2 separate regions of the Mus musculus genome follow, and region 1 is linked to region 2. A link is a contact called in ENCODE Hi-C or POLR2A ChIA-PET data. All regions are on one chromosome and are shown on one strand. The core of a region is the stretch at or near the end of the contact, and the rest is flanking DNA. Distances in the headings are between cores, read along the strand shown.

The links. A loop is a pair of places that touch in the nucleus more often than their neighbours do. ChIA-PET counts read pairs that join two places held with the same protein, here RNA polymerase II (POLR2A).
Region 1: POLR2A ChIA-PET joins it to region 2 with 14 read pairs in embryonic stem cell. The contact joins the promoter of AV051173 here to the promoter of C530005A16Rik in region 2. A Hi-C loop is called at or near these places in 1 of 37 maps with a recorded cell type or tissue (T-helper 1 cell). POLR2A ChIA-PET finds 5 or more read pairs at or near these places in 5 of 5 experiments (Patski and embryonic stem cell).

The regions. Positions count from the first base shown.
Region 1 is chr4:116,684,497-116,687,495 of GRCm38, forward strand. AV051173 (expressed sequence AV051173) reads right to left here and starts at 1,526. Exons shown (of 3, transcript NR_040442.1): 1 at 1,441-1,526; 2 at 1,149-1,342; 3 at 466-812. Prdx1 (peroxiredoxin 1) reads left to right here and starts at 1,103. Exons shown (of 6, transcript NM_011034.4): 1 at 1,103-1,164; 2 at 2,911-2,999. The coding sequence starts at 2,922.
Region 2 is chr4:116,596,312-116,599,220 of GRCm38, forward strand. C530005A16Rik (RIKEN cDNA C530005A16 gene) reads right to left here and starts at 1,319. Exons shown (of 3, transcript NR_029450.1): 1 at 1-1,319. Ccdc17 (coiled-coil domain containing 17) reads left to right here and starts at 419. Exons shown (of 13, transcript NM_001037916.3): 1 at 419-646; 2 at 722-790; 3 at 952-1,057; 4 at 1,127-1,289; 5 at 1,369-1,452; 6 at 1,532-1,650; 7 at 1,863-1,976; 8 at 2,189-2,316; 9 at 2,420-2,514; 10 at 2,650-2,853. The coding sequence starts at 476.

The DNA of each region.
Region 1 (2,999 bases), core at 276-2,775, 88 kb after region 2:
ATGTAGACCAGGATGGACTAAAAAACACAGAGGTTCTCTTGCCTCTACCTTCCCAGTGCTGGCCATCAAGCCTGACCCCTCTTTAACTCTCTTGACTTTTTTTTTTTTTTTTTTTTTGGAGGCAGGATTTCTCTGTGTAGCTCTGGCTTTCCTGGAACTCGCATTGAATTGAGACCAGGCTGGCCTCGAACTCAGAGCTCCATTAGTCTCTGCCTCTAGAGTGCTAAGAAGATGTGCCATCACTGCCTGGCTTGGAACAGTGACTTTTAACTCAGGAAATTGACCACAGAGCCCCAGTTTTTAAAACCACAAATCAGTTTAGTGACAGGCTGAGATTCAGAAAGATTTAAGAATAATGCAAGAAATGGGTGTGAAACAGAAAAGCAGTATCCAGTAATCAGAGACCAATGGAGGCTGCCCTCAGTGGTGAGGGTTAATGAGGACCAGACTAGAACAGGAGTTTTGTTTTTGTTCTTAACGATTTATTTCTTTTCATTTTCTGTGCATTGGTGTTTTGCTTGCATGTATGTGTGAGGGTGTTGGATCCTCTAGAACTGGATCTACACAGTTATGAGCTGCCATGTGGGTGCTGGAAATTGAGGCTGGGTCCTCTGGTAGTGCAGCCAGGGCTTATAACGGCTGAGCCAGCTTTTCCAGCCCTAGAATAGGTTTGTGAGGCTGGGGTGCGACTGAGAAATATTTGGGTGCACAGTTTCCCCTGAACGTGGTTTAATTTTAGACGTGGCCTTCCAAGAGCAGTAAAACAGACCCTTCTTCTAGTTTGGGTCTTGATTGCACAGCACACAGTGGTCCTGGGAATAAAGAGAGGCACGGATTACCCGGGTACCCCGATTAAACGAGGAAATGACTCAAAGGGCAGTGCTTTTCTACCTCTGGGAACAGCATCACTGAAAGTGTGAGCGTTTCCCCCTGGAGACCCCCTCCACTCCAGGCCCATCCAGGGAAAGCGCTGAGTCATCCCCCGTAGGCCGGCCAGGGTGGGGCGGGGCTCAGCCAGGTCCCCCTCTTCCCGCACCCCCGGCCCGTGAGAATCTCGCGAGAACTTTGTAGGCTATAAAAGCAGCTCCCCGCGCGCGCTGTCGGGCGACCTCTTCCTGCGTTCTCACGGCTCTTTCTGTTTGTGAGACCTGTGGCTCGACCCTGGTGAGTGTGCGGGTATCGCCGCTGAGAAACGCGGCTCGCGCCCATCACTGGTTCCTTCTCCCTCTGGCCGGTCCCGGCTCGTCCCGGGCGATCACGGGCTGAAGCGGCAGGGCGAGGCCTGGTCCCGCGAGTGCTGGAGCTCTACTCGCATTCTTCACGTGGCGCTTAGTTCCCGGACCTGTTGGAACCCTGAGGCTAACGTTCAGTTTCCTCCTCTCCCGCTCACCGATAGAGGGCGGAGATGGCTTGGTGGGACGAGTTTGTGCTGGAACTTACCGCGCGCACTGGGCTGTGTCGTTGTGTTTTCTGATGTGCTATAGTGGGTGATGGCGTGAGTGGTAGGAACGTAACCTCCAGCGAGCTTGGGGCGTGACCTTCTCCGGCGTTCTAGTCCGATTCCTACGGAGACTTCTCAGCGGCCGGAAGTCGCTTTTCCGGGATTGGTTGAGTTTGGAAATGCTGGGCCACGTTGCAAAGCAAGTTTGATTAAAAGATGGTTTATGTTAGGGGGCACACCAGATAGGTAGTTGCTATGCTGCAGGTGCAGCATGTCCCTGAAAAAAAACAGTTAAAAGTTTTTTAAAGTTTGCGATGAAAGATGCTTTTTTTCTTGGCGTTTCTTTTGGTTATTGGTATTATGAACCAAGAAATTTGGAACTTGGATTCCAACTTGCACTCATACTGAGAGGCGTAAATTTTCTTTTAGATTGTGGGTTTTTTTTTAATGTGTATGTCTACCTGTGTGGTAAACACCCCCCCCCCCCCGAGCTAGTTACAGGTGGTTGTGAACCCATCCTAAGTGGGTGGAGGAATCTGAACCAGGACTTTTCCGGAAAGGAGCAGTGTAGGCTCTTAAATTGTTGCGCCATCGCTGAAGCTCCTAATGTTGTACATCTTAACAATTTATTTGTCTTGGTGTTGACCTGGGTCGATAGTGCAGAAATCGGTTTCTTAGCAGTACATTGACTCTTTTTGTATTTTTCTTAGAGTATCTTGGAAATAGGTTGGCCTCTAATTTGGCTAGCCTTGAACTCCTGAATCTTAAGCTTCTACTTCCCAAGTGTTGAGATTACACATCCCAAGTTTTTTTCTTTTAAACATTTGTGTGTGTGAACCTTGTAGAAGTCGGCTTTCCATCCTTATGGGCATTCTGGAGATGGAACTACGGTCATCAGATAGCAATTACCTTAACCTGCGTAACCTCCCTCATACAGAAATTGAGACAAGTGTTCCCTCGGTTCAGTATCCTCCTCCCTCAGCATGCAGAGTGCTGGGATGATGCTCCACTGTCCCTGGGTTAAACCTAAAGAACGTTTTAAGACACGGTTACTAAATCTAGGTTGGCCTCAAACAAGTTATGCAGAGAAAACTTAAGCTTAAACAGAACACCTAAAGATCTGAAGCAATAAATGCCAGTGTCCTGGCATTGATGTGCTTGGGATTTTTGTGTCTGTTCCATTTCCTTCCCGTTTCTCCCTAATGAATATGCAGAATAAAATGCCATTGCAAAAACTGGCTTAGAAAGGGTGGGAGAGCTGACCTATTTAGACACACTGTGGAGCTGTTAGCAAGTGAAAACAAAGGCTGATTTTTCAGTCTCAATTTTACCCTGGAGTTGGAGCTTTGGGTTGGGACCCTTAACTGTGAGCCTGTGTTCTGATTGAGCTACAGTTAAGTTCCTAGGTAGGTGAAAGCTGTTGCTTATTTAGAAGAATAGGGTTTACTTTTTTTTGTTGTCTTTTCCAGCTGATAGCAAGATGTCTTCAGGAAATGCAAAAATTGGGTATCCTGCTCCCAACTTCAAAGCTACAGCTGTTATGCCAGATGGACAATTC
Region 2 (2,909 bases), core at 69-2,568:
TGTGTTAATTCTGTAAAAGATGGGTTTATGCAAAGACATACTGCTAATATGAGGTTTACCTTGTGCGGAAATGTTCCCTACAGTGGAGAATTCTAGCTTGAAATCTGTCCATTTTAGAGAACAGCTGTGGTACAGATGACAGTTGCCTATCAGAGGCTAAATAGGCAATGAAGTCAAAGCCGCAGTTAATTAAATACTTGGCCAAACTCACTGTAATTGGTGGAACAAACTGACATTTTCACACCTGGGCCCCACCCAAAGGTGGCCAGGCACATTGCCCAGGCCTGCCTAAGCCTGTACTCGCTGCCCAGGGAGCTAGGGCACCTCCCCAAACATAAACATACATTTGAAGGACCTGGCGATTTAGCAGACTTGGTCTATTCTTTGTCCCTTTTCTCTCTTTTCTGTCCAGTCCGCCTTTTCTCTTTTGTCACATCCTCTGTAGGACGCTGGTGTCTATAAGAGATTCCATTCCATGGCCGATTACTCAGGGGAATCAGGACTTTTATCCTGTGAATCCTGTGATATGGTTTTCCGCTCCTGGGCTCTGTTGGCCACACACACCAAACGATTCTGCATTGGCCGGCTGACTCCGGAGGTAACACTTAAATCACAGCCTTCAGTCGCGATCAAACGAGGCACCAAGGTAAGGGCCGCCAGTGGCCAGGGGTAGGTTTTCCATCAATCATTATTCTTACGTTTTTTGCCTCCCCGCCACCAGATCATGGCACAAGAAAAGAGCCGTGATCAGGAAGCCAGCACATCTGCTCTAAAGAGGCTGACAGAGGAGGTACACACCAATCATGACTACAAACTTCAACTTTACATGTGTAGAGATTTACATGCTGGAAATCACCCAGTACAGAAATAGCGGGTCCGAGTTATTTGCAGGTGCAGTTGCTGTCCCTACAGAAAATAGGTCCCCGAGCGACTGAGGGTCTCACTTCCCAGACTGCAGGGAGCCCTGGGGAGAGGCTGCGAGTCTTGCAGGGAACCCGCGCCAGACGCATGGCAGAAACAGAAGCACAGAGCCGGGCGCTGGAGCGTCGCGGCGAAGGTGAGAGGTAAGGACTCGGCCCTGTCGCTGTGCTCGGACTCACCCTGACTCTGCCCATTTGTCCCTCAGAATTAAAACGGCGCCTCCACAGCGTGGCGGGACCCAAGGGAGGATTACCCCGCCCATTCGACTTGGAGCGCGAGCTCAGAGAACTCAAGGAAGAGGCCAACCGGACCCGGGGAGCACTGCAAACGCTAGGTGCGCATTTCCAGGCGCTCCAGCTTCAGCCTCGGTGAGTTGCCGGCCCAGCTTTGGTAGGAGTGCGGGCGGGGCCTTGGGCTCGGGTCAGTGACATCATCTGCTTGCGCCAGAAAACTGCAGGACACCCATAGGGCAGTGGAATTCTGTTACCTGCCCCTGCGGTTCAACCCGGAAACGCTGGCTGCAGAGATCCGGTGAGGACCCCGGCCCTGGGTGGACAGGATCGGGAGTCTGTTCAGTCTGGGAGATCGCTTTCTGCTGCCTTCTTGCTAGGATCCTACGTGAAGCCTACGTGCACGGTGGAGGCCGGGACCCAGAAGTTCTGGACAAAATATTGCAGCTGCAAGTGGAAGCGTCAGCCCTGGAATTGCAGCGGTCGCAAAACCGCAAGGGTGAACGAAAGGGTCTATCATAGAGGGTTTCTACACTGATGGTCCTAGAGTTGGAAGGAGAAAAGGGCTTGAGGGAGAGCACCACTAGAATGGGAGGCACGTAAGCCCAAGGAAGGAAAACCCATTGCCAGATGACAAATCCAGGCTTGTGCAGAAACCCTTAAAGTTGGATTACTACATAATGCTTGACAGATCACTTTAATTCATCTCAGAAAAACTAAGTGCCGCCTCTGAGGAGGTTCTAACGGTGGAAGCCGAAAACAGGCTCCTGGAGGCAGAAATCCTGGCATTGCAGAAGCAGAAAGTCCTGAGTCTGTCGCCCTGGGGTCAGTGAAAAATACAGCCTCTCCCTAGACAATCCCAGGGAACCCAACTCTGAAGGGGTGAAGGGACCAAGTCGGGAGGATGAAGTCCATGTCTGTAACGTGTTTCTGTCAATACAGCTATCTTTGTATCTTTGGTTTATGAGCCTGTACTCCCTCTGACTTACTCAGTTTGCTGCTTCCTCCAGCTCAAGCCACTTTGTTGTTGTTTCTAGGATCCAGGGATCTCCCCGGACACCTGAGTAGGTGTGATAACTCCCTCCTCCCTCCACTGGTTGCACCCCCAATACCACAACTTACAAGTTCCACAAAAGCCCAGAACTTCCATGGCACTTCAAAGACTGTGAGAAAGACAGCATTCGGGGTTGATGGCTGGCTTGACATGCAGTTTGGGGATCATGGGCAGATTGCAGTTCTGTAGGACTGAACTCTTTTGTCCACAATAGATACTTAATGGAACCATGACAAGAAAAATGGGTCTGGATCTCCACTTCCTCCTACCTGCATCAGATGTTCTAGGTCCAGCACCCTATGATCCTGGGTGAGGCCTGCTCCCTCCTTCACAGCATTTTTGAATGCTGACATTTATGGAGACCCACCAACCGCCATCCAGGCTTAAAGTACTGGCCGGGTGGAGGAATTAGGGGCTCTGTGTACATAGATTTGTATTCTTCAGGGCTGGCCTTGTCATTTTCTATGACTTCCTGCGGGGCCTTGACACTTCTTGGATATGGGTACAGCTAATGACCAGCTTGGCCCGGAATGGACAAGATACAGGAGGGACCACAGCATTACCTCCAGCCCTTTGCTTGCCACAACCTTCAGCTCCTGGACCTATGGGCAACTGTGCTATCCTAGCAAGCAAGCAGCCTGTGCCCAGGTTAGTAGGTATAGGTCATAAAGGCTGCACCTTACTAGGTCTGATCTGTACACTGG